Regions from separate parts of the Homo sapiens genome. Here region 1 is linked to region 2. The links are chromatin loops, found by intact Hi-C in ENCODE. Cell type or tissue: ascending aorta. All regions are shown on one strand.

What was found. A loop is a pair of places that touch in the nucleus more often than their neighbours do. Peaks named below come from ENCODE experiments on the same cell type or tissue, not always from the same donor. Only the 100,000 strongest peaks of a DNase experiment are listed, where the experiment ranks them.
Region 1: it touches region 2 in a loop (4-fold over the local background); 3 of 110 quality-filtered maps call a loop at or near these places.

Annotation. Positions count from the first base shown.
Region 1 is chr11:9,988,630-9,992,629 of GRCh38, reverse strand. SBF2 (SET binding factor 2) reads left to right here. Exons shown (of 40, transcript NM_030962.4): 12 at 87-215; 13 at 3,035-3,133. Among named protein-coding and RNA genes, the nearest start is that of LINC02709, 230 kb to the right of the region's middle. In ascending aorta, a CTCF peak has its summit at 1,753; no DNase peak of the experiment used is centred here.
Region 2 is chr11:10,364,447-10,368,446 of GRCh38, reverse strand. All of the region lies in intron 2 of CAND1.11 (a long non-coding RNA gene), which reads right to left. Among named protein-coding and RNA genes, the nearest start is that of CAND1.11, 58 kb to the right of the region's middle. RefSeq lists an enhancer at 1,386-1,885. In ascending aorta, a CTCF peak has its summit at 1,605; a DNase peak (open chromatin) is centred at 1,716; H3K27ac peaks cover 841 bases.

The DNA.
Region 1 (4,000 bases), 380 kb after region 2:
CTTTGATCTTTTTATTGTATTTCTGTTTTGACCATTTGTCCGTTACCAAGTGATAAATTATTATTTCACATTTTCTTTTTTCACAGACAGCATTCTTGGGGCAGCGTGGTTTGGTCGAGAATGATTTCCTCACTAAAGTACTCAGTGGAATGGCATTTGCAGGTTTTGTTTCAGAAAGAGGTCCTCCTTATAGATCTTGTGATCTCTTTGATGAGGTATAGCTCTTATTAAATGAAGGCATTATTTATAGACATAATTAGACTAGTAGTTAAAAGTAAAAAGTAACATTTTCCATATTTATATAGTCAAATATAAATTAGGTATTAAATAATCCCAATGTTATTTATTATGCTTATCAAATCTCGATATTTTAATGTGGATTATAAAAATTACAAAAAATTATAAGATGCCTTGGAAATACATATAATTTTTGAACAACTGAATTTTAAATAATTGAACAATGTATACTACTCAGGTGATGAGTGCACTAAAATCTCAGAATTCGCCACTATGTAATTCATCCATGTAACCGAAAACCACTCATACTCCAAAAGCTACTCATATTTTAAAATATTACATTTTAAAAAATGGTTGTTTAAAATATTTTTGAAAATTTAATAGTGATTGTATAAATAGAAGTCTTATTTTTAAAGGCCCTAATACAGTAATTCTTTTGTCAGTGTTTTAGGGAGAAAGGTCTAATTTGAAGCTAAGATAGCTGAAATTACTTCAAACTGGAGTTACATTTAGTCTATCAAAATCATAGAGCCATAGTTTAAGTTTGTGGCATTCTCACTAATCAATTATCAACATTTCTCTACCTGTCTTAGGAGACATTAAATATATGGAAGACAAATTTTTGTCTCTATCTTCAAGGAATTAGCCATATAAAGGGAGAAATAGGGCAGATGTGACTCAAAATAAGGATGCTGTTTTGCATTTATTGTGCTCTTTTTTAAAAGCATCTTTCCTTTTATCATTTAACTCTATATTCACAGCAGCCCACTCTGGTGGATAGAACAAGAATATTATTCTCATTTCAATTTTTGAAAGAGTACTATATTAGAACCAAAAATGTAAAAAGTTTCTTGAAATCTATAAAAGAACAACACTCCTAGAACCCAAGATATTGGAGAATCGTGGCAGTGATCATGTTTTGCTTCTGGTGATTTTCTTTTATATAGAGAAGGTAGGAATCAAGGTCTTAAATATCTTTGGTTCAGAGGAGAAGGATCTTTTATTTTTTGTAAAGATAGTGAAGTATTCACAGGTAAGAATTTTTAAAGAAGAGGCACATATTTTAGTTCTGTGTAGAATATGTTTACTGCATCAGATGCTTTAATTAAAAACACAAAGCATATGAAGATTTAGGAAACATCCTGAGGTGGACAAGTTTTTCTAATCAATTATTGGTCATTGATTCTCTAATATTACCATCTAATATGATTGGTTATTGATTCTACTAACATATCAGCCTTTAGATTCTGTACTAAGTAATTCATAACATAATATTTTATGGGATTAAAATAGATGCTCTCCAAGGTCTTTTCTAGCACCTACATTTTGTTAGTCTTTGAAGCTTTATGAATAGTAACATTGGTTTATATACTCTTTCTTTTCTATTCAAATTTATCTTCCTCTGACAGCTTCATCACAACTAAAAAGTGAGATTAGTTACTTGCAGAAAACTTGCTTGCCACAGCCTCTATTTTTGTAGGTCTTTCCCTTGCTTGGAGTGCCCTCCTCTGTTCTTCATACTCTGCTCTTATCTCACCATCTCTTCCAAACTCTCCCAAAGTCGTTGACTCTGAGAGCCACTCGACTGCGTTAGGCTTCATTTTGTCTCTAACTTTATATGGTAACTTATTTTTTATTTATTTATTGTTTGTACAAATATAGTCTAGATTGGAAACAATGATAAGGCAAGGACTCTGTCCAAGGTTCCTACTGAGTCACCCCTTAGTGTTCATCCAGTTCTCTGTTTGGCCTACAGTGGTGACTTTGGGTGTCTTACTTATGTTACTTGACTGCCAGCTAATCATATGTATGTATCAGTCAAGAGCCTAAGAAAAATGAGCCATCAGAACTAAATAATTTCTCATTCTACCCTCTTTGGCCGTTTGCATGGGAATGCTTTGGTAGAAAAATAGCATTTGCTCCTGGGAAAGTGATCCTTGTTTTCACTTAGCCTGAGGCAGCCTACCACAATGGGGTGTTATGGGGGCTTTGAGAGGCAGCTTGCATTGTGCATGGCCTTGTCCTCACACTTCCATCAGATAGATGTCTTAGAATGAAAAGAATGTTTGCCCTTGACAGTCTTTCTTTATCCTAGCCTAGAATAGGTAAGCCATAGTTTTATATGCCTATGCAGTGAGTCTATTAGTTCCTAGAAGAATCCTGTATTGTACCTTTTTATTTTTGTCATCCATCTATTTACCCCCCCACAATTTTTTTTTTCTGTCAGCCTTCTTTTCTTTACCCCTAAGTATACAGACTCACACAGTTCTCCCAGTAAATTAGTTAATAAAGAGATAGTTTGAGAACTAGAAGGAGTCTAAGGGTCATCTTGTTCTTCCATCTTATTTTAGAGATGAGAAAACTGAAGCTTAGGAGTTTAAGTGCCTTGTCCCAGATCACACACTGTCAGCAGAGCTAGGACTAGAGTCTGAGCATCCTGACTTGAACATTTGGTTCATGTTTTGTGAGTTAAGGAAATGTTTAGACACTTTCTGACTGTCTGAATTTCTCTGACTGAGGCCTGTGGAATGACAGGGTCTCTCTGAGTTCCAGAAATGACTTTTCCCTAGAAGAAATAGGGCCCTAAATCCTCAGGGAGGAACCACTAGACAATTCAAGGGTTTGATTGACCCTGTAACCCCAGAATGGAGGTGAAACCCCAAAACCTGAAATATTTTGTTTTAAAAATAATGTATATGTTGGATTTTTTTGGCTTGCAAATTGTATGAAATTATCACAGTTTTTGAATTTGGCATATTTTGGAATTGATGTTTTGCCATTTGATTCTTTTTCCTAGTTGGTAGCCTTTGAAGTAGAGAGAATTAAAGTTGAAGAAAATAACCCAGTGAAGATGATAAAGCATGTCAGGGAACTTGCTGAGCAACTATTCAAAAATGTAAGTAAGTATATTTATTTAGACAGTCATTAATTTTATTTATTTATTTATTTTTCCGTAAGTTATTGGGGTACGGGTGTTACGTGGTTACGTGAGTGAGCTCTTTAGTGTTGATTTGTGAGATTTTGGTGCACTCATCACCCAAGCAGTATATACTGCACCATATTTGTAGTCTTTTATCCCTCGCCTCCCTCCCACTCTTCACCCCAAGTCCCCAAAATTTATTGTATCATTCTTATGTCTTTGCGTCCTCATAGCTTAGCTCCCACGTATCAGTGAGAACATACAATGTTTGGTTTTCCATCCCTGAGTTACATCACTTAGAATAATAGTCTCCTATCTCATCCAGGTTACTGCAAATGCTGTTAATTCATTCCTTTTCATGGCTGCACAGTATTCCATCGTGTACGTGTGTGTGTGTATGTGTATGTATGCATATGTATATATATATATATATTTGGCACAGTTTCTTTATCCACTCATTGATGGGCATTTGGGTTACTTCCGTGATTTTGCAATTGTGAATTGTGCTGCTGTAAACATGCATGTGCAAGTATCTTTTTCGAAGAATGACTTCTTTTCCTCTGGGTGAAACCCCGTAGTGTGATTGCTGGATCAAATGGTAATTCTACTTTTAGTTCTTTAAGGAATCTCCACATCATTTTCCATAGTAGCTGTACTAGTTTACATTCCCAACAGCAGTGTAGAAGTGTTCCCTGTTACCACATCCACTCCAACATCTACTGTTTTTTTATCTTTTGATTATGGCCATTCTTGCAGAAGTAAGATGGTATCGCGCTGTGGCTTTGATCTGCATTTCCCTGATCATTAGTGATGTTGAGCATTTTTTCATATGTTTATTGGCTA
Region 2 (4,000 bases):
TGAGGTTGGGGGGATGTCCACAAAAACTTAGGACAAACTTTGACATTAAATTCATTCTCAGGGGACAATCTCATCCAGTTCTTGACTGAAAATAGTTACAATGGCTGTGCTGCTACAGGAGGCAGAGAAAAACCTCTCAAGGGGCAGCCAGGAACTCTTCATGGGGTAGGTCATATTTTAACTTGGGCCTCGACAGTTGGGAAGATTCTCAGTCAAGGATGCTGAGGAGGTTACTCTGAGTGCAGAGAGAACAGCATATACAAAGGCAAAGAGATGAAAATTTAGCTGACTAATATAGTATGTGTAACAGAGTAGTGGAGATAAGACTGGAAAGACAGCTCATAAACTGACCCCAACCTCAAGAGAGCCTTGAATATCAGTGAAGAGGTTACACTGATTCTCAAGAGAGATACAGAACAATCAGGATAAAGAATAATCTTAACCAATTAGTCCATTTTCATACTGCTATGAAGAAGTACCTGAGACTGGGTAATTTAAAAGAAAAAGAGATTTAATGGACTCACAGTTCCACATGGCAGGGAAGGCCCCTCACAATCACGGCAGAAGGTGAAGGAGGAACAAAGTCACATCTTACATGGCGGCAGGCAAGAGAGCGTGTGCAGGGGAACTGCTCTTCATAAAACCATCAGATCTCATGAGACTTATTCACTATCACGAGAATAGCACAGAAAAAACCTGCCCCCATGATTCAAGTACCTCCCACCAGGTTCCTCCCACGACACGTGGGGATTATGGAAACTACAATTCAAGATGAGATTTGGGTGGGGACACAGCAAAACCATATCAACTAACATCTATAGAATATTTACTAGGTTGAGCATTAGGCCAAGTGCTTTATATGCATTGTTATCTCACACCAGCTTAACAAGTATATCTATTATTTTTCTGTTTTAAAGACGAGAAAACTTGGCTCAGAGATGCTGAGTTACTTGCCTAAAATCACAGAGCTAGTAAGTGGCATGCACAGAATTCAAACCCAAATCTGCCTGATTCTAGAACCACTAGATGATATTAAATGGTGATGAACAGCATACTTACAAAAGTCCCTCTCCATGGCCGTGGCCTTAGATGGCATCAGGGGGATGGCAAGGAAGGTGTCAGCCTAAAGCCAGACAATTCCAAGCATAGCTCAAGAGTCACTATCGGGTGTCATTCACAGTTGACAGCTGAACAGAAAGGCTGGACATACATGTTGTCTCAGTTAGCAGGGAAGGACAGGAAAGAAGCATGCTGAGCAAAGGTCCATACTGAATATGATCCCTTCCCTACTCCGGACTTTGCAGAGCTGCCCTGCCCAGCGGCACCAGGCCTTCTCAGAGTTGTCCTTTGGCAGCAATGTAATTCATGTTCCCCACTGAGGGCAGAGTCCAGGCTTTGGGTCTATTCTGGCACCCCTTTTCTTCAGAGGCAGCCAAAACAACCCATTGCCTCATTGCAGCACCCCCTTCAAACCAGTCACTTTGGAGAACTTCCAAGGGCTTCGAGACATCTGTTGAACAGAGTTCAACTGGATCTGTTGAACAGAGTTCCATTCTCAATGCCTCTGCCTGCGGAAAGCCACGACAAGGACAGATGTTGTGGCTAGAGGGCAGCAGAGAGCTAGAGGCAGAAGCGCAAGGAGGAGCTAAAGATCACAGCTGGGAGAGCTCTTGGAGGAAGTGGGGGGATGGGGGGCACATGGAGAACCTCCATCTGCCAAGGAAATCCCCTCCCTTGAGTTCACACAGAGGCCAGTTCAGGTTGAGCCATAGATGTTAGGGGATCACATTGGGAAGCCAGACCGGAGGAGAAGCAGAGAGATGCCAGAGACAACACCACTAAGAGTCAAGAAGAGAGCTGGGAACATGCTGGAGGTCACCAGAGGTCCTGGAGCAGGTCTGAACACAGGCCAGCCTTGTTCTCCCCAGGCCAGGAGAGCAGAGAAGAATTTGGGCAAAAAAGCAAAGAAGAAAAGCTGCCCAGTTCATTTTATGAGGTTATCATAACCCTGATAACAAAACCTGTCAAGAACAGCACATACACACACACACACACACACACACACACACACACACACACACACACACACACACACAAAGACCAGTCTCACTTTTGAATGGGGACAGAAAAACATCTGGAAAAAAATTAGCAAATTTAATTAAAGCACATCAAAAAATCATCCATGATAGTCAAGGAGGGTTTAACAACGTAAGGATGGTTTGACATTAGGAAATGTATTAAAATTATACAGTTCATCCTTAAGAAAATAAATCACCCAAACCTATATTCTGAAAAGCACTTGATAAAGTTCCACATCCATTTCTGGTGGGTTTTTTTTAACTTTCAAATTTTTAGGGAGAGCAGAAAAATCCCTTAACATAATGAATGGTGGCAATATCTTACTTAAAATTGAAATACTACAGATTGTTTCATTAAAATCAGTAACCAAACAAAAAGATCAATGTTATTATTATTACTTAATATTGTTCTAGAAGTTAAGGTCAATGCAATAAATGAAGGAATAAAACAAAAACTAGATGTGGCAAGAAGACAAAATTATCATTTCTTATCAGTGCTATACCTTAGTTATAAAAGCTATATTTTAAAATTCCAAGACAACTTCCAGAAATAAAATAATAGTAAACAAGAACTTAAAAATCAATAATAAAAGTAATGTGAATAAAACAATAGGCAATATAAGCTGTTTACCACCTAGAATGTTATGGTCAAAAAGTTTGAAAACAATGTTGATAAGAGTTTGGGTAAACAGGCACCCTCAAACGTTGCTGATGGTATTTTGCATAGGGGGAAAAAAACGTTTCTTCTCTATACTCTCATAATGTTTCTGGCCACTAAATGTGTATGAGCTTTTCCCATACCAACCAATTCTCCAATTCTCTGTAGGCACCAACTGGGTATCCTATAATTTAACTCAATTCTGACACTAACTTTCCTGAGTTACGGCAGACCCCACAGGTTAAGGGCTCAGTGCCACAGGACTGCCCCCAACTTCAGACACCAAGTACAAGGAGTAGATCCCCAGGTTACCAAATTGAGGGCTGTCACAACCCCCTCCCCAAGTTTGATAATTTGCTACGATGACTCATAGAACTCATGGAAACACTTACGTTTACCAGTTTATTATATAATAAAGGATATGATAAGGATACAGATGGACAGCCAGAGGAAGAGGTACATAGGGCAAGGTCCGAAAGCAGAACAGGCATAGGAACTTCTGTCCCTGTGGAGTTGGGGTGCACCACCCTCCCATCACGCGGATGTGTTCACCCACCCAGAAGTTCTCCAAACCCTGTACTTCAGGGACTTTTATGGAGGCTTCATCATGTAGGCATGATTCATTATTAACTCAATCTCCAGAAGTTCCAAGCTTCTAATCATGGCTTGGTCTTCCTCGAGAACAGCCCCCATCTAAGAGCCCACCGAGAGTCATTTTATTAGAACAAAGATGCTCCTAGTACCCTTTCACTTCAGAAATTACAAGGGTTTTAGGAGCTCCATGTCAGGAACCAGGGTCAGAGACCAGTATATACATATATGTATTTCTTATTGTTTCACAGTATTATATATTGGTACAGCCTCTATGGAGAGCAATTTGGCAATATTTAAAAATTATAAATGCACTTGCCTTTTAGACTAGCAGTTCCTGTTTAGGAATTAATCTGACAGATATTCCTGTATCTATGTTAAAAATATATGTACAAAATTATTTTTTATTTATTGTTATGACGTAAGAAAATGGAAATGACCTAAATAAACATCAACAGAAAACTGTTCAATAAATTGCGGTATTCATTCATTGGTATACTATGCAGTTGTAAAAAAGAACGAGGAAGCTTTTTATATATTAAAATGGAATGAGCTCTAAGATATAAAGTTAAGTGAAAAAGCAACATACATAAGACCATGCATAGTTTGCTACCATTTGTATATATACATTTTAAAAACAGGAAAAATCATATTTACTAGTTTATGTATAAAA